Linked DNA regions of Mus musculus: region 2 is linked to region 1. A link is a loop called in an ENCODE intact Hi-C map of the cell type or tissue named here. Cell type or tissue: heart. All regions are shown on one strand. Links, peaks and the distances in the headings refer to the core of each region. The heading gives the core; the rest is flanking DNA.

Region 1 (9,762 bases), core at 753-8,752:
GGAGTGACTTGTAGGAAGTCCCAGAACCGTGGCTGGAGTTCCAGCCAGCAGCCCAGCTGGGGCCTGTTCCTCTTAAACCCCTTCAGGAAAAGGCAGCCGGACTCCTGAGACAGGAGTGTGAGTGAATGGTGCTTTCTTCATCTGAAATCCTCTGCGGACCAGAGAGAATAGCTGCTGCATCGGAATGAATAGCGAGCTGTATATACAAGTTGGACAATGTGGCAGTATGCATCTCTCTCTCTCTCTCTCTCTCTCTCTCTCTCTCTCTCTCTCTCTCTCTCTCTCTCTCTGTGTGTGTGTGTGTGTGTGTGTGTGTGTGTGTGTGTGTGTGTGCGCGCGCGCGAATATTTGCGCTCGCGTGTGTGATGAGTGTAGGAGATACAATTAGTTGTTCTGATCTTCTGAGTCCTTAGGCCTAATTGAAATTGTCCTCTAGAGCCTGAGAACAGGGAAGGGAGCTCCCAAATGCAGCCCAAACTTCCCAGAGAAATGTCCTGGGACCCTTGCTCCAGACTTCTCCTGGAACCAACAGGAAACAAACGCCCTTGTTCCCCAGGGGGGGGTGGGGAGTGCAATCTCGGCCAGGCGAAAGCTCCCACATCCTTGGGAGGGTCTAGCTGCAGAAAGATGTATCCATCCCTGGAAAGAAAACAGCCCCAGAGGTCCCTAAAACATGCCAGGACATCCTGGGCCAGTCCAAGGCCAAGGCAAACCCTCATTCCTGGCCACTGGAGAATTTACCTGACTTGTCCCCACGACCTCAGGTCGCACCCCAACCGCAGCCGCTCACTGCCCCTCCCAACCTCCGCGCGAAACCCGGGAAGGGATCGGGGTCCCTGTGTTCCCAGCCCCACCCGCCCTAGTTTCTCCCCCCCACCCACCCCCGCCTCCTCCGTGGGTGACTGCTGCGCGGCCGCGCGGCGGGAGCTAGAGCTGGCGCAGAGGACCGCGCGGGCGGCGGCGGGGACGGCGGGCCCAGCGCGGAGCCGAGCCGGAGCCTCCCGCTTTGCATACGCCGGGGGCGGGCCGGGGGCGGGCCAATGGGCGGCCGCCTGGCGCGACCCCGCAGGGCGCGACCCGCCCCCCTCGCTCGGGCCCCGGCCCCGCGCGCCGCGCTCTTCACTTCTTGGGGGCTTTTTAAAACAGCGCCACTGGGGTCTTCTCCATGCGGCTCGGGCTATGACAGCCTCCGTGCTCCTCCACCCCCGCTGGATCGAGCCCACCGTCATGTTTCTCTACGACAACGGCGGCGGCCTGGTGGCCGACGAGCTCAACAAGAACATGGAAGGGGCGGCGGCGGCGGCACGGGCGGCGGCCGGCGGCGGCGGCGGGAGCTGGGGGCGGGGGCTTCCCCCACCCGGCTGCCGCGGCCGCGGGGGGCAACTTCTCGGTGGCCGCAGCGGCGCCGCCGCCCGCCGCCGCGGCCAACCAGTGCCGCAACCTGATGGCGCATCCCGCACCCCTGGCGCCCGGCGCCGCGGCCGCGTACAGCAGCGCCCCGGGGGAGGCGCCCCCGTCCGCCGCCGCCGCCGCCGCCGCCGCCGCTGCTGCCGCCGCCGCCGCGGCTGCCGCGTCGTCGTCGGGAGGGCCCGGGCCGGCGGGGCCCGCGGGTGCCGAGGCCGCCAAGCAGTGCAGTCCCTGCTCGGCGGCGGCACAGAGCTCGTCGGGGCCCGCGGCGCTGCCCTACGGCTACTTCGGCAGCGGCTACTACCCGTGCGCCCGCATGGGCCCGCACCCCAACGCCATCAAGTCGTGCGCGCAGCCTGCTTCGGCCGCCGCCGCCTTCGCCGACAAGTACATGGACACCGCCGGCCCCGCGGCCGAGGAGTTCAGCTCCCGCGCCAAGGAGTTTGCTTTCTACCATCAGGGCTACGCAGCCGGGCCTTACCACCATCACCAGCCCGTGCCCGGCTACCTGGATATGCCAGTAGTTCCGGGGCTCGGGGGTCCTGGCGAGTCGCGCCACGAGCCTCTGGGGCTTCCCATGGAAAGCTATCAGCCCTGGGCTCTGCCCAACGGCTGGAACGGCCAAATGTACTGCCCCAAAGAGCAGACGCAGCCTCCCCACCTCTGGAAGTCCACTCTGCCCGGTAAATGGCGCCCCCTTTCCAGCCCGGGTCTTCCAGCTTTTCAGCTTCTCCTCGGCTCGTGCCCCAGGGTCACTAACCCCCCCCCCCCCCCGCATTCTCCCTGGCCTGGCTTGCCTTAGCAATTCTGCACCCCTGGGAGCCTGGCCCCGGCTGGCTGGCGCTGTCCGTCCGCCCTGCCCTAAGTCGAGCCGGTCCCCGGGCCCTCCTTTGGTAAAGGGTAGCTGGGAGGAAGCTTGTGGGTTCCAACTCCGGCAGCCCCTTTCTCTCTGGGTGCCCCACCCTCCCAAGCCCTTGACATTGACTCCAAGATGGGAAATAGACTCGATTTTGAGCTCACCAAATTGTCCCTGATGGTTCTCTGAAAAAAAAGGCTTCGTTGGAGAAGCATAGAATGTTGGGACTTGGGGCAAGCTGAGAGGAGCCGAGCTCTACAGAAAGAAGTGTTGAACCCTGTTGAGTGCTAAGGTGTGGACCGCTGTACATGCAGAATGACCGGATTGGGGTGGTCACTGGAACTCTGGGCGATTTCATTTCAGTACACAACTAACCATACCCCCCTACTAACGCTCCAGGCTTTGGCAGAAGGCTGGATTGTACAGCATTCGTGGCAAAGAGCAATCAGGCATTGCAAGGCCGGCAGTTCACATTGAGCTGTCGCCTGTGTTCTGGCTCAGGTCGGCTCCCAGAGTAACTTGCCTTCTTCCTTATCTTACAGACGTCGTCTCCCATCCTTCAGACGCCAGCTCCTATAGGAGGGGGAGAAAGAAGCGCGTGCCTTACACTAAGGTGCAGTTGAAAGAACTCGAACGGGAATACGCTACGAACAAATTCATTACCAAGGACAAACGGAGGAGGATATCAGCCACGACAAACCTCTCTGAGAGGCAGGTCACAATCTGGTTCCAGAACAGGAGGGTCAAAGAGAAAAAAGTCATCAATAAACTCAAGACCACTAGTTAATGGATTAAAAGGTGGAGCAGAGGGCAGCTTGAAGAAACGCTTAAGGATTTGTTTCTTTGCCCAGATAATAATAATGCATCATACTAACTGAAGAATTGGATAGAGAGACGCTGACGTTTGCTCTCCTAAGGGGACTCTCTCTTCCATGGAATCTACAATTAAAACAAAACCTTAAGGAATGGTAAAGACTGCCAGGTTTCCCGACAACCCCACCACAGCGTTAAGTGACAAACTCTAGAGTCAACTCATCAGCCCCTAAAACACACAATTTCAGATAAATTATGAATTTTCTCAAATCTTGTAAGTATTTATGTGACCATTATATTTTAGGACACTGTGTTAGATGGTAATCTGAAAACTGGTTACAGAAACAAAGGCTGTTTCCACGCAGCTGGTCCAGCACCCTCCCCTTTGCATGTTAAGTGCCTGCTCAGGTAAACCTTATTGAAATCCCTGCCATTGTTCCTTCTGGAAATGTTTCAGGTAGAGGCTTAGAAGGGGGAAAGGCACTGAATTGTTTATTTGAACTATTGCTAAAAAGGGAGATGAGAGGAGAGAGAACGCTCATCCAAGGATCTATTGTTTTGATAGTAAATCTGGCCAGCTAAACCCTTGAGGTTACAAGAGAACCCTGGGTGGGTAAGGAGCTTCTGGAAATACCTTTCAATTGCTTACAACAAACATGGTGGATTAACCAACACTGTCAAAGGATTTTTCCACAGGATTTGTTGTAATTTTTGAAGTGTTTAAATCTCACCAAATAATACGAAGAATTCACTTTATGCCCCTTCTCCTGGAAGGTCCCACCCTAGTATGGATTTCTCCTAAAACATACTCTTTCTTTAAATTTTTTAAATTGGCATTTTCCAATACTTGTTAAACATTTTGCTAGGGACATCATTTTCCTTTTTTACTTAGAAAAAAAAACCTCAAAATGGAAACCCGTTCTCCCAAAATATTTAGATGTCTGCATTCTATATTTTAATTTACTAAAGGATTAGTATTTTTTTTTTCTTGTTTACTGTGTTAGGAGACTGCAGTAGAAAGTTTAGGGACTCATCGTCACAGCACATTTTAAATCAAGCAGTAATTTCAGTTCACACATTCGTTCTGTTCATATTCACTGTAAATGCTATCTTGTAAATAAAGACATTCAGCACACTGTGAAAATGTATTTGTGCACCTGCTTTTTAAATACTTCCACTAAAAATGAAAAATTAGATCTGTAGATAGTGGTATTAGCTCTGTTAATGAAATAATCACTGCCATTAAAATCTGAAGGAAACACTCCGAGTTACTTTTCTACGCGGAACTTGAACTGCACAAAAACTAAACAAGCAGGTTTGTTTTACACAAGCCAAGGACCAGTCTTTTATTATTATTATTGTTCAGGTTTTTCTAAATTTTTTATGAGAAGAGGAAAAAAATCTCACATAACTAAAAGCTCACAACTGAAAAGGTTTCGAGGAGATGAAAGTGTTAGGTGTTCTGAAAGGGAGAGAAAGGAAAGGAGGGAGGGAGAGAGAGGAGGTTCCCAGACTCCCTGTGGCAAATGAAAACCAGTTGTTGAGTATCAGCAATGCCTAGACTGTCGTATTTTAAAATCTGCTCTTAAGTCTGCATGTGACTGAAAGGACAGGTTTTTGGTATTTGTTGAAATGACAGGACTAGGAAAGGCCTTAAACCTTGACCTTGACGAAAAAAGACAATTTGTGACCTTGACTTTTGACAGCTCATGAATTGGTCTCAGCCAGATTCGTAGATCAAGGGCGCCACCTCGTGTTGACAAGCTTCCTTGACGTTCTTCAGCTTCAAGGGAACTGAGCTCTGACTTGACTTGTTTTAAAGGTTTAGTAGTCATATTTTTTTTTTTTGCTCCAAAAGGAGAATATTTGAATATATGTAAATTATACATGTGCTTGTATATATGTGAATATAATATATGTTTATACATGTATTTGCATATCAGTGTTTGTGTGCTTGTGTACATAATTGTAGAATTTGTACAGATATTATTAATTGCTGACGAGTGAAGATACTGTAATTTAAGCCGATTTCTAGACTTGGGGTACAAAATGCTCCTTATGCGGTGAATTTTGCTTCCTTTCTTTAATGGCCAACTTTAATCTGTCCTCACAGCAGCTCGCCGTGCATCAGATTTCTACAGATCTGTTTTAAAGCTGTACATGTTTGTTACAGTCCAAGACGTGTTCTTAAATAACCATTCACTCCCAGCCCTCACCCTCCAAGGTGGTCTGTGACCTTAATTAGAATTATCTGGGAATCTTTACGGCAAATTAAAAAGTCTCACATACCTTCCTAACTCTAGAGTTCTAGAGTTACATTTCAGAAATTCAAAGCAATCCACCTCTCTAAGAAGTCAGTAGGAGAACTTAAATATTTCATCTACAAAATGATCACAATACGGACACAGAAGAAAACTATTCTAGACAGCTCAGAGCTGATTGTTGCCCCATAATGGTGTGCAATCTTATATTGATACTTGCACACCATTTGTTTTGTAGAAGAAATAAATATACTTAATATCAACAACCACTATCAAAACTATATTAACAACCAGTATTATAGCTATTGTTTATTGGCCCCCAACAGCACAGGAGATATTGTGTTCAGAGTCATAAATTATACAATATGTTTATGTATTTAATATACAAGTGGGATAATGTGGGGTTTTGTTTTTGTTTTTTGTTTTTGCCAAATCCTTTGTGCGTGCACACATACACACACATATTAAAATGTTGAAGGAACCAGTAGCTTTGGAATTTGGGTTTTCAGCTGCAGATTAATTTTACCTTTATGTCAGGAGACAATAATAGTGAATGGGAGAACTGAATTTATCATTTGTTGGAAAATATTGGCTTGTTACAATCCCAGATGATGGAAACATCTCCTGCCTTTCTTGAAGACTTACAAAGACTTGAAAACAAGAGCTTCTTTATGTCTTTCTAGATGAAGAATTATGGGGGAAAAGATGTAAAGCTGCTTAAACAAACAAAAAAAATGGCCCTGAAATATACATGTCAGATGATCTTGTAAAGAGTAATCTTTTTGCTACCCTGAGGATTGCCAACCATCTGTGGAAACATATGAAGATAACTGCTTCAGACTCAGCACCCAGCACCTTGTGTTACAGCATCATTTCCAAATGAACTACCATCCAGCAACATTAATGGCATCTCCAAAATGTTTAAAATATTGGAAATTCCCCTCCAAGTTGGTTCAAACACTGTTTGTGAACTGCTCCAAATAGGACTCTTCTGGAGATAGGAGATATTTTTCTTTAGATGTAAGACATCTTCTGAACCTACGGCCTAGGGAAGAGCTAACAGCAGCTCTGCAGATGGAATACTGCCCCTTTGGAAAGTCACCACTACTGCAGTTCTGGGTAAAGTCTCTCTCTCTCTCTCTCTCTCTCTCTCTCTCTCTCTCTCTCTCTCTCTCTCTCTCCCTCCCTCCCTCCCTCCCTCCCTCCCTCCCTCCCTCCTTCCTTCCCTCCCTCCCTCCCCAGAAGATGTCAGGGTGCCCCTCCCTTTAGTTCTGACATGGTTGTTGACAGTGCCAATCTCAGATAACTCCCTTCTTATTTAAAATAGACATGGCATGGATTTACAGATTAGTTGAGGTGGTTATGGATTATAATCACTTCTTAGATATTTTTATTTTTTTATTTTATTATTGTTGTTGATGGTGGTGTTTTATTTTGTTTTCTGAGATACAGTTTCTTTGTCCTGGAACTCACTCTGTAGACCAGGATGGTCTCGAACTCAGAAATTCACCTGCCTGGTCTCCAGAGTGCTGGGGTTAATGGAATATGCTACCATGACTGGAGACTTCTTTATTTTTAAATAGTAACCAGCCTAAAACTTTTTGAACAAGACAGTCAGGAGAACATTGGCCTCCTCCTGAAAAACAAAACAAAAAATAAACAAAAAACGCCAACAAAAACTCCTAAAAGCACAGGAATAATAACGCAGACACTGGTCCATGAATAATGATGTTGAAAATATCATTCAAGTATTTTTTCTAAAAAGGAAACTTTCTGAATAAAAATTATAAACATGGAACTTGAAAAAACGACCTTTTCCATCTGCTCCCAATACTGTCAGATTTATTAAGTAACTTTAAGTGGACGGTTGTAAAACGTCACTATGCATTTCACTAAGTATTTATGCCTGATGCCGAACTGAGGCCAATGGTTGTTTTTTGTTTTGTTTTGTTTTGGTTTTTTTTAATTAATGTACGATTTCAAAATCAAACGAACTTAGAGACAAAGGGGGAAAATATCATTTAAAAATACTCAACTTAATTTAAATGTTTTGCTAGAGATTCCCCGGAAGGCAGTGAAATTCAGCTGAGTAGATGTATTTGTATACGAATAATAGCCAGATCATAGATAAGTACAGAGTGCTCGATGCTGAGTGTTTGGGTGGGTGAAGGTGCAGCATCTCTTTTCCTCTCAGTGAATCCCTGGGTTAGGAGCTGTGAGGAACGTTGCCCTGGAGCACTAATCCCCTGATGGGGGTCCATAGGCGCCCTTCTGGGCTTGTGAACCTCTACTGAAGAGACTCTAGGGGGTTGCTGATTTATGTGCATTCCTTTAAACTTGATCGATGCATAGCAGCAGCCCGAGACCTGGAGAATCAGGGAACTGTGCAGCGAGTTGCTTGCATCCCATTTTTCATAAGCAAAGATGCGCCCTATCTAAAAGGCCCGGCGAGATTTATGCCTGCCTGGGTTTTAGACAGGCACGCTAATTAAGTTTTCATCTGCACGGCCGCCGGGTAAATAAAATCGGGCTTCGTTCTTTATGAAAATTACTACTCAGTCCTCACGCATCTACCGAGAGCCGACGAATGCCTGAGAGGTGCCTGCTATGTAAAATGTTATTATAAAAGAAAGGTGATGCTTGCGCAGAAAAATTCCAACGAGAAAGCAGCCAAGGCTTTGCCACAGTCCATTTCGTTTCTATCCGGCTCTGCTGCAGAGCTGAACCCACGCGGCAGAAATAATTTCACCGGTGTCTAACATCTTTAAACTTCTGTGGGCCGTCGAGAGTCGAGGGCCTACCCCGGTGCAAGGGTGTTGGCAAGTGAGAGCAACGTAGCCGTGGACTCAGAGGGATGCCGGGTGTCGCGTCTGTTGGGGACAGGACACCCCTGCTCAAGATGGAGGCCCGGAATTTGCCCTGGCCCACCCGGCTCCGACGGCATGAGGACGGCAGACAGAAGAGCCGCAGGATCGCGGCGGAGGTCGCTGAGATGTGATCAGCAGCTCGTGCTACGTGGACACAGAATGGCCGCGGACACGCGCTGTGAGCCGCCCGGAGTCTCGGGCTGACGTCACCGCGGGCCTCGCAGGCCTCCCCGGGCTCCAGGCATTATTTGCTGAGAACGGGCGACCGAGGCGAAGGTTTTGTGAGGGTGCCCCCTTCTCCGCCCCGCCCCTCTGTCCCCAGGAGAATAATCGGGTACTTAATCTCTCCTGGCCTTAATTCCTGGCTGCGTGGAAGGTGGTTTTGCAACGGGAAATAAAGCTTGACAGGAGCATTTTCTCGAAAAGAGGTTTTTGAGACTGGCTGAAAAGACATCGCGATTTGCTGTCCCCAACACTTAAATCTTGGGAGCCTGGAGCTGAGCGAAAGGAAGCCAGGAGAGCCAGGAACAGGCTCTACCTGGGCAGGGAAGCAGCCTCGGGACGCGTGGTCCCCGAGCATCTGCCGCCTGAAGTCTGAGGACAGGACCCGGCGCGCCGGAGCTTAGTACCGCCCGGGGCCTGCCTGGCACCGTGAAACACCCAGGGCCTGGCCGAGAGCAGCTGGATCTAGGACGAGAAGAGAGCCTTGGGAAGCCCGGTGTAGCCCTGACTTCTGCCCTGGGGAGGGGGATAGGTAGGTGGCGAAAGTCTGCTTGGGGCTTTGTTTCTTGGCCAAGAGCCCGTGGTCCCGCACGGAAACACGAGGGGGAATGGAGGTGACGCTAGGCGTGCGTGGACTGTCTGCTATTGGGTGGCAGAGGCCGGAGACAGCCGAGGTTGGAGACAGCCGAGTCCTCCTCCTGTTCTTCGCTCTTTCCACCATAAAGGTCAAGTCCTCGGCGCCACCGCCTTCTTCACGGTCAGGGCCGCCTGAGAAAGAAGCCGCCACGACTACAGAAAAGCACAGGACACGTAATTGGCCAGGCCATCACTCTTGTTGCAAGCGTGCCTTGGTAGCCTGAGCCTGAGCACCGGGCAAGATTCTTTCTTACTTTTCAATTCCCTTTATCCCCGTCCTCTTTTGAAAGAAGGGAGTCTTTGAAGCTAAGGATAGCCCAAGCTATGCCTTTATAACGGAAAGGCAGAAACTGCCCCTGCACGGAAGATTTCTGAGCCCGCGGGGACTTATTCAGAGCAAGAATAGACGTTAGCTGTCCAGAATAGATGTTAGCTGAATCGAAGTTCTGGCCCGATAGGAGCAGCAGCTCCGCCGGCCTGGCGGCTAGGATTCGGATATGAAAATAAAGATCCTTCTGGGGTCATCCAGTCCAGACTGGATTTTTCAGGTCTTTGGTGAGACTCTTAATGCCCTTCTACCTAAATCTACTTTAAAGGAGGTGAACAACGTAAAACTTTAAAGGGGATGCCAATGTAAAACCCCTTGATTCCTGCCGCCTCTCCCCCAGCCCCTCATTGTACTCCACGGGACAGAGAATTC
Region 2 (9,762 bases), core at 717-8,716, 710 kb before region 1:
CCTAATGAGGAGTTCCAAGACAAGCAGGGCACAATGGCACATACCCATAGTCCCATCTACCCTGGAGCCTGAGGCTGGGTCACTTGAGCACTGGAGTTTAAGGCTAGCCTGGGCAGATACCCCTTAAGCTAAAAACAAGACAAAATGGTTTTCCAAGTTAAAAGAATTCCAGGACACAGCATAATACATATAACCCTTGGAAAGTACACAGTGGGACACCTTCAGTAAGAAGGTGCCTTCGGGTCTCCTGTAGCCAAAGACGTCAGTCAAAGATGACTGACTCCCAGTCCTCCTGCTCTCATGTCTCAAGTGCTGGCGAGAGCTGTGTGCACCGTACCCAGCTAGCTCTACATCTTGTTTTCTAGTGAGAGAAACTTGACAAAAACCTGCTCTAAGGCTTGTTCCCACCATCTCCTGAGCACTGAGACTGCATAAGAGATGGGAGCCCCACTCTCAGAAACTTGAGACTTCTTTCTTTTCTAGCTGGATCATGAAAGGACTGGGGAATGCTTGACAGTTTTAACTGGCAGTACGTCTCGAAGTTTCTAAGCACAGAACAGAAGGAGGCCAGGATTCCTGTTGGAATCTGAAGCCATGGATAAGAAGCTGTGTTCAGAACTCAGACTTTTAAAGTGGGTGCCTGGCTGCCACAATTTACTGAACTTACTGGGTACATGAAAAGTTTTTATTTTAAAGTGGTTATCTTCTTGTACTTTGTAATGATTCCAAAGCCCCCAGTTGACCAGGTTGAAAGGGGTGGCTGTGTGTGTTTGTTTTTCCCATGGAGGAGATGGAGAGACTCAGCATGCTGTAAAACCAATGAGCAAGACTGTACCACTTGGCTCTGTCTGATTGGTTCATTCCATGTCTGAGATGTGTCCTTACTACCTAGTCCAAGCTGCCCTCAAACACAGCGTCTTCCCGTCTCAGCCTCCCTGCCTAGCAAGACTCTTAAACTCACCACAATCTGACAGTTGTGGGATTTCTTCCTCTTTCTTACTCACTTCCGCCTTTTCAGATTCTATCTTTTCCCTTTCCCTCTTTTAGAAGGTAGAATTTTCCCTTTAACGAGCAGTAGCAAACCATTGGCAGGGAAGGCATCCTTAGCGCCCCAGCTGTGGAGCACAAGGAGCACGTCTGGAATCCTTTTCAGGCAACACAAAGTGCTTCAATAGGGCAGCTCATGACTGACAAGTATTCAGCCCTCATGACTGGTTACATTTAGACCATTCCCAATATCAGATGTAATGATCAAACTACATCCGTAACCATTCTCTCGTCATTCAAGAAACCAATCTTTTTGTGTTGTTAGACTTAGAATCAGACAAGCTAAGATGAAGGGGCAGTCCACATAATCCTGAGGTTGACAGTCCATGGCAGAGGGTCCTCAGTGAGTTAGCCGGGATCCAGTATGTCTTTGAAGAGCTGTCACTGAAGAACCCCATCATGGGCTCAGCTTTACAGTGTCAATGATTGATGCAGTAACACATCAGCTCATGGCACTGCACTTTAAAAACTACAAATAACTAAGCACACTGGCATGAACAAATGTACCGCACAGCCAACCTATGAAGTGGATGTTTCTGTGGAAACAGAGCCTGAAGTTTTCGTCTATGGTTTAGGATCCCCTAGCTTGGTGACTGTGGAACTGGCATGAGGACCCAGATTTATATTATTCTCAAGTGTATAGTGCACCAATCCACTTCGCACAGTAACCCAAAGTCAAATAGTCATAATTACTCACTGTTTATTGAGTGCCTCTCAATTGATGGGCCTCATGCAGATTTGGAAGCTGAGTTATATACAAGATGGCCTTAAAAGTTATGAGTAGGGAAGTGTATCAGAAACCTCTGACCCTGTGTGAGAACCAAGCTGAGGGGCAAAAGAAGCACCAAGGGGAGCCTGGGGCAGAGCTGTCTGATCGCTTCCAGAGATAGTCCCAGACGGGGTGGCTGGGAGGAGGGGCGGTACGTAAAGTCCTGTGATCTGTGGCCCTGGCACAGTAAGTGAGAAAGTAAGTCTGAAGCACTCAGCAGGGTCGAGGCTGCGAGCTAGGCCTTACGGTTAGGGTTGGAGAAGCTTGGCTTTCATAGGCCTGTGGGAGACAGGAGAGTCTTGAGCTAGACTGCTACGATCAGATTAGCATTTGTGGAGCTGTTCTTGGGTGCCCTCTGGAGGGTGGCTTAGCTATGGCTCTGGAGGCCTGGGGCCAGATGCTATTGCTGGTCAGAAGCAGATTCCAGTAGTCTTCAGATGGATGCACCTGCTCCTTTGTGGTTTAGCTGAGGGTGTTTTCCAGGAGGAGCTGAAGGTAGGTAATGGGCCCATATATGGCTCTCATTCTGGAGAAGACCAGAGGAGGGGCCAGATACAGGGGAGCTTTCAGACAGGCTGGGGTGATCTGTCCTGCTAGTCTGATAGTCCAGTGGAGCTGGAGGAAGAGACTTGAGAGCCATCACTAAACAGAGGAAAAGAGAGAACACAGAACACCCATGAAGACATCCTAGACAAGGACCTTCATGGCTGGACAAAGGAAGGAGTGATGAGAAGCAGAGGAGAATGGCAAGCCCAGGGGAGAGGGGCCTAGGCGTCACATTGCTCTTAACTGGAGTGGTGAGCTTTTCAGCATGCGCATACGGGCACACATACATGTGTACACACATACATTCACTCACATGCACATGTGCTGCCTTGAAGGAGGTGATCTGTGGCATGGCCTGTTTGAAACGCTCTGCCAGGTCTTACATTTTGCCTGAAGAATGCTTTAGCAGTCTTTAAAAGTTTTAAGTCTCCATGTACTTTCTCATGACCATCAGACACAATTTATTCTAACATAGCGAAGGAGCTTTTAAGTAATAAATTTAATTTCTAGCTCAAAATATAGTATTCTTAGTTAGGGAGAGTTTTGAAGTCAACTTATTTAGACCCTTAATGTAACTTACGTCGCTGATTTATTCAATAAATTCTCACTACTCTGTCACAACCAGGTATGTACATTATGGCCCTTTATTCTATTCACTTTGTTAAGAACATAGAAGAATGAAGTTTTGATATTATGGGAATACTGCTGTATTTGAGCTACTAGAGATGGAGAAACTTCAGTCTGTGATTTTGGGGTGGGGGTAATCTTGATAGATTAGAAACACAAGATTTTGAATCTGAAAGATTTTGAATCCCAAATTCTCTGGCCTTTATAATATACCAAGTTCCTGCTGTCAGTATTGCCTAGAATACTGCCCTATGTCCTCTCTCATGGGATAGGGCTCTGGTTATGGCTGCAGGGTGCAGCAGAGGTCACTGTAAGCATTTCTGGTGCTCCAAGCTTATCCAATGTCATAGGCACTCTATTCTGTCGTCTCAGACCCCTTCCATGACCCTACAGTGCTGGCTGAGCATACGGATGGATTGAGTAGCTGATAGAGGTGGAGATGCTGGCTGAGCATACGGATGGATTGAGTAGCTGATACAGGTGGAGATGCTGGCTGAGCATACGGATGGATTGAGTAGCTGATACAGGTAGAGACTGCATCGCTGATGCTGAGCATCATCGAACGTTTGTAGAGCTTCTGGTGCTCGGAGAAATCTCTTCTCCAACCCTGCCCTCTGAGGATTGATTCCACCCATTCCAGGGCTTCCTCTGAGGTGGAGCTGAGCTCATGTTGGTGGCTGCCCTCCACTTGCTGCTCGTCTGCATGGCTTTCCTCTCAGAGTGCACTCATCATGAGGGGCATTCATGCCACATCTGTCTGGCCCCAACCTTATCTCCACTGGGTTGCATCCCAGCCTGCTGTTTTCCCTATTACCCTGAAGTCAGAGGATACAAAAAAACAAAACAAAACAAAAACCTCTCCCTCAGCTGTCTACTTCCTCCATGTTTCCTCCCCTCTGATCCCTCCCTCCCTCCTCTCCTCCCTCCTTTTTGTTCTTGTTTTTTGACAAATTCATACTTTGATTGTATTCATCCTCCATTTTCTCTTGCTCCTCTCTATACTCAAAATGGTTCCACGAAATTTTCTTGCCTTTCCCACCAAAGCCATGCATAATAAAACACTACTATACGGTGTCTTGGGGTTTCTACCTGTTCTAAATGTTAGCTATTCTAAGTCTAGAGTTCAGGCAAATGTATGGGTGGCTGTTGGCTCCTACAGTTTGTGAACAATTATTTTGGCTTGAATATTTATCTCTAAACAGGGAGAGGGTGAGGTTCCCACCAGCACTGGCAGATCTATCTCTCTTGTCTGACATTTCCACGTCTTAAATGTTTTGTCGTAGTGTGAGACACTTCTGGGGGTATAGAATTTTTCCTCTTTAATTTATTCTTTTTTTCTGTTCCCAAATTGCAGGCTCTGGCATAGCATCAAGGGAGACCTAGCCCACCCTTTGCATTATATACTTAGAGTCTACTGACCCTTTCTATTCTGACAGTTGAAAGCTGCTTGCCTGAAACTGAGTCCAGCTTCCAGGTGCTAGTTTGTCATTTTTGAGTAGCATTGTAGTTTGCCTACCACAAGAGGGCAGCACAGGCAACTGCAGAGAACAGATGCCTGCAGGCAGAGTGCTGGCAGCATGAAGGCTTCTGAGCCTGCAAGCCCTGTCACCCAAACATGTATGGTGGGCTCAGTGGTTCTCTGTGAGGGGAAAAGCAGACATGGCTGTGGCCCCCTTATAGGTAGGTAGACTGACCCTGAAGGCTTAGTGGTGACTTACATGGCCAGGAAATGGTTACACAGCCAGCAAATCCCATGCTTGAATCTAAGGCTCTTCTAGAATTCCCCCTGCCAACAGGTGGGGCAGTATCATCATAGTAGTGACATATATTTAACAAGGTGTACAAATGTAGAAAACCATATGTCCTATGCCAGCAGTTTTATGTTTTGGTTTTGGTGTTTTTGTTTTCTTTTTGTTGTTCTTGGTTCTGTGTGTTGATTGTTTTTGTTTGTATGTTTGTTTGACCAAGCATCTTGAGTGACCCCAGTGTTCTTCTGTTCCAACGAGACAGAAAAGGATGGGACTGCTGACCTCATACAAACCACCCTGCCTAGTCTCACCAATCTCTCAGTTGTTCCAAGCTAGTTTATATGAAGCATCTTAAAAATCTAAGACAGAGGATCATGAGAGTGTCAACAAGGAGAAAGCAGGCCCCATATCTTTAAAACCCAATCAGCTCTTGCCCAAGTCACCCTCCCACCACCAGCTGAAGACTCTCCTAACTCTCCAGTCAGAGACCTAGGCCACTGGGTGGTCTGCCACATGTGGTGACTCACTGGACGAATCTCAGATTTACTCCAGGGGGTTCTGCCACTTTTGTACTTAGGTGATTCTATCAGGTAATTAATTTTAAGAGCGTATGTTTGTTAGTTGAAGGAAAGAAAAAAAAAAAGGTTCAAGTAGCATTGCCTGTTTAGGCTGGCTACCCAGGATTCATAACTTTCAATTTGAGACCAGAGTGGGGAAGTCAGTATGTGAAAAATAGGTAGTATCTAGCTGCCTTTTTAAATCAGTAAAATAATTAAAGTCTTTGTACTTTGGCATACTAATGTATTGCACATCTGCAGAGTTCGCTTAATAAGGAAAATGCTTGAAAAAGATAAAATTCCAAAGCCAAAAGCAGCTAATAGTTGGAAAAAAATCCTTGTAGTGATTAATTGACCTCTTTTTCTCTGAAGAGACTAAACATTTCCTAACCGCCCTGCGCTGGTGCGGCCCCTGTCGAGCTCTCGTTCCCAGTGATAAGGGCCAGCACCAGGGTTTCTGTTCACCATTTTCTTAGGTCCCAGTGTAAGGACCGTTGTTGTGTTTAGGGAGAGAACACAAATATTTATTTTAAAAGTTTCTTTAAACAAATTCTTAGTGGAGGGTAGAGCTCTCTAATGCACTGCAGCTGGGCTGCTGGCCTTTAAAGTTGGTTGCCGTCTGTACACTAAGTCCTCTCTCTGCAAGTGCTCAGCCCAGCGAGCATAGCTCCGACGCGTCTCTGGATACGGATTTACATCCCAGGAGCAGGCCTTACTCTGGGGCTGCTGAGGCCTACCTAGGAAAAGCCCCTAGTGTACATTTATTAGGAAGTGCTCAGTGCATATTTGCAAGTACTCTCTTAGAGAGACAGTTGTGTAAAGATTCACTAACTTACACGTTTCCTTAAATTCTTAAGTGAAAGACAGCAATTTGTAGCAAACCAGAGAAAAAGAAGGAACAGCATACATTTCAGATACCCCGAATTCTACTTGAATTTTCTTCCATTCTCATGTGGGTTCACGGAGGTGAGAAAGTTGTTATTTTAACCAGGACTCAGGGTTTACATCTCAGTCTGACTGTCTGCAGCGTTCTTGGAATTCCGTCTGTCTTTCCAGGGAGGCCTGTCACAGGGAGAGGAGGCTGTTGTTGGCTTTTTTTCCTCTCCCTTTTCTTGCTGGCTTGTCTATGCTGAGCCTGGCCTTACCCCAAGTATATGGGTGGTATATGTTTTAAGTTGATATATTAATGTTGAATTTTTATTGTCATGGTTTCTGTTCATACTCCTTTCAAACCTTTCATTTATTTGTTTCTGAACCTTGGCTATCTCATAAAAATGTCACCATTGTGGTTGAACATTAAGCACCTTCCCATTTTTCTCTGGGCCGTTGAAATAAATTTGGACCAGGTGCTCTACTCATAATGGAGCCCCTTGAAGTGCCCTGATAATGAGCCGGGAGCGGAAGCTGTCAGCCTTCAGCTGGCTTGAAGAATGCAATTAGAGCAGTTTAATACTGCAGCAGGACCCCATCCAGTCAAGGCCACGGGACTTGAGACCTAGTCGAGAAACATGCACTTTAGGCACATCAGCATCTCTGCTGCCTGAGCCTGGGAGAAACAGCAGACTCAGGATAATAAGCCACGAGGAGAAAATGCTCTAAAGGTGACAGTGTTCTCAGCCATCTCTTCTATTCTGAGGTTGTTAGGACCTTATTTATGACTTATGATCTGATGTCACTGGGATCAAAATTACCAGTGTCAAATTAAGTTTTAAATCAACTAAGGACACAGAAGGCCTTAGACTTCTACCCTATGAAAATAGAACAATTTTTAAGAGCAAAAAATTTAGATTCACTTAAATATCCATTAACATCAAGAGTGCTCAAAGAGTATATCTATATAATATGGAATAGTATGCAGCAATTAGAAAGAATAATATTGTCTAATTGTTTAAGCAGTTTTATATAGTCTTATATGTTGAGAGAAAAACTAACTTAAAGTATGTATTTGTATAGGAAACGTTGTGAAGAAGAAACTGAGATGAGTGAGACTAGGAGGTTGTATTTACTCTATGCAAGTTTAAAAATTATTTTCCAGCATTTAACTAGTGACTTCAATATTCTTGGAATGGGATTACTCTCTGTCAGACGCGTGACTTCCTGTAAGTAAGTAAAGGTTTCACAGGCAGAAGGAGGCGTAGAGGAGCCTCGCTGCTCTGGATAGTGAGGGGAATTGACTTGGAAACAGATCTGCGTTTGCTGCCCATTTGAGGGCACAGATGTGGAGAGGCCCGGAGGCTGTCGGTAGCTCTCTGTCCTTGTCTAAAGGAAAGGCATGTTCTCTTTCCAGGACCACATCCTTTTTCATCCTTTACTTCTCTCCAGAAAATGAGAGCATAGCCCAGCAACCATTGTTGCTGTTGTTATAAACATTGTAATAAGCACTCGGCTGCAGGATCCTTAAAGGATTCCCCCCTGAGTGGGTTGTCCCAAAATGCACCACGTAACGCCATGTCAATTCAGTCTTGTTTGGGCACCATTAAAAACATAGTAGTTTTACACAGCTCTCCAGGCAAGAATGACCTCATTAATGAGAAGAGGCATATAACAGTTAAAGCCTCAAACGCTCATGAAGGTATTATTTTAAAACCTTTTAAATGCCAAACACCAGGCTGTTTAAATAGCTTGTTTCATGTAATATTTATTAGTTATTAAGCCTCATTTTTGTTTTGTTCTATACAAATAGGAAGTTTACTTCAAATGACCACAGAGAGAGATTTCTGTTATCTTCCCCTCCTTAGTTTCTTGGAGTTTGCTGAGTTTGGATTCCTCTTTGTGTAGACCATTTCTTTCCCTTTAGCATTTTAAGATATTGAGCACAAGATTAAAATCCTGCTTTCCACTTGAGCTCTACTCCACAGCTCAAATTTTGTAATTGTTCCTCTGACTGCAACAGTTACTAATTTTAGCTACAAGTAAGCTTCCTCCTGTGACTTGCACCTACACTCCCCTTCTGGCACCCTCACAGTGACCTGTCACCGTGCTTGCATGAGATGACTTAAATGTCCTTGGACAGGAAAAAGTGCAGCCCATGGACCACTCCGAGGCACTTTAAATAGTGTGCATGGGCTTTCCTAACGCAGGTTAGCTGTGTGTTGATAAATCCACAGAAGTAGAGTATGCCGGAGAGGCCTCCCCTCTGCTGCTCCCAACTAGCCAGAACTGGTTTCCTTTGTGAGACTCCACACCAATTTAAAAGGCAGAGTGTGCTTGACATCTGGACTCCTATTTTTTTTTTATACCATGTCTTTCTAATTGTGTTTTTAAGCTATTCTTTGTTTCTTAATCATCACTCTGTAAGTATAAGATTCTCGCAGCCATTTGTCTCTCTTTACTACAAAGAACAACGCACAAGTCCAGGGGCTTCTATGCAGACAGGGTGTACATCTCCGAAATTACTTCTGGAGAGTAACTGTTCCCAGACAGCAGGACAGTGCAGACTGGAGCCACTTAGTGAGGTGTGAAGGCTCCTCCTCCCTCTGAGGGGAAGCGTGGTTTGTGAGAATGGTAGGTGCCGGTGACTTGGTCCTCTATTCGAAGTGAAACCAGAGCAAACCACAGGGGTTCCGTTCTGGAGAGTCAATTTGCTCAAGAGTTTGCTTAGCTAGGCCTGGGACTCTTGGGTGAGACCTTCCATAAGACAATAGGGCGGTGAGCAGCTTGAAGTCAGCACTCTGCTGAAGGCAGGCAGGCTGGGGAGAGCTTGTCTCTGAAGACACTGCAGCGAGGAGAGAGCAAGCTGGGTCTCAGGCCCAGCTCTAGACCGCTAGACCTGCCCTGCTATGCCCTGGGTGACCTCTTGCCATGAAGAGTGCCTGTCTCAGGGAGTCCTCTGATCAGTGAAATCTAGATGTCAGTGGTGCTCTACTTTGTGTGAGAGAGTAGCTTTATCTGCTGCTTGTTAGTCACCTGTCTGTACACCAAAGCCATCAGCTGGCTGGGACGAAGGGACTAGGCAAGAGAGGCTGGCTTTGTATTTTCCCTAAATGTAGGTGGTTTTGTGTCACCCATAAAATGTAAAAAAAAATTTTAAATATGTGTCAAGAATAACATTTGGGTAGTATGCATATATATATATATATATTTTTTAAAAATTCATTTGTGATAATGAAAAATGAAAACACAAAGATTAGTAACTTGCTCACTTAACTCATTCTAGTTTTGTGATTTTCTGTGAAGTGTTTATGTGTTTACTTGTAATGTGTTAGTTTTTGGGTGGTGAAAAGGAGCTGAGTTATGAGGGGGGTGTATATTTTCTTTTTGTGTATCTATTTTCTAACTCCTACAGTTGTAGCTTTTAAAAGTTACTTCCAAGTGTGTCTAAAAACACTTGTCTCAGTGACAGCCTGCATTTGAGGTCTGGCTTTGGGCTTTTTGATGTGTTTAAGGTGGACTCTCAGATAGTTAGAGTCCATACCAAATGTGGTAGCAATTATTTTCTGTGAACTTGAGTGCTGTGTGGGCTCTTGCT

Evidence for each region. A loop is a pair of places that touch in the nucleus more often than their neighbours do. Peaks named below come from ENCODE experiments on the same cell type or tissue, not always from the same donor. Only the 100,000 strongest peaks of a DNase experiment are listed, where the experiment ranks them.
Region 2: a loop joins it to region 1, with 6 times the contacts of the local background. A loop is called at or near these places in 8 of 42 quality-filtered maps.

What each region holds. Positions count from the first base shown.
Region 1 is chr6:52,252,192-52,261,953 of GRCm38, reverse strand. It overlaps Hoxa13 (homeobox A13), which reads left to right and starts at 1,074. Exons shown (of 5, transcript NM_008264.1): 1 at 1,074-1,317; 2 at 1,319-1,402; 3 at 1,405-1,412; 4 at 1,414-2,090; 5 at 2,806-3,101. The coding sequence starts at 1,180. The coding sequence ends at 3,050. In heart, for the core only: a CTCF peak has its summit at 4,829 (motif pointing left); a DNase peak (open chromatin) is centred at 4,823; H3K4me3 peaks cover 2,189 bases; H3K27me3 peaks cover 5,739 bases.
Region 2 is chr6:52,964,714-52,974,475 of GRCm38, reverse strand. The region is part of intron 1 of Jazf1 (JAZF zinc finger 1); the gene reads left to right. It overlaps Gm33219 (a long non-coding RNA gene), which reads left to right. Exons shown (of 2, transcript XR_377681.3): 1 at 1-3,422; 2 at 3,470-9,318. Among named protein-coding and RNA genes, the nearest start is that of Gm33219, 7.0 kb to the left of the region's middle. In heart, for the core only: CTCF peaks have their summits at 2,156 (motif pointing left) and 4,509 (motif pointing right); a DNase peak (open chromatin) is centred at 8,265; H3K27ac peaks cover 3,168 bases.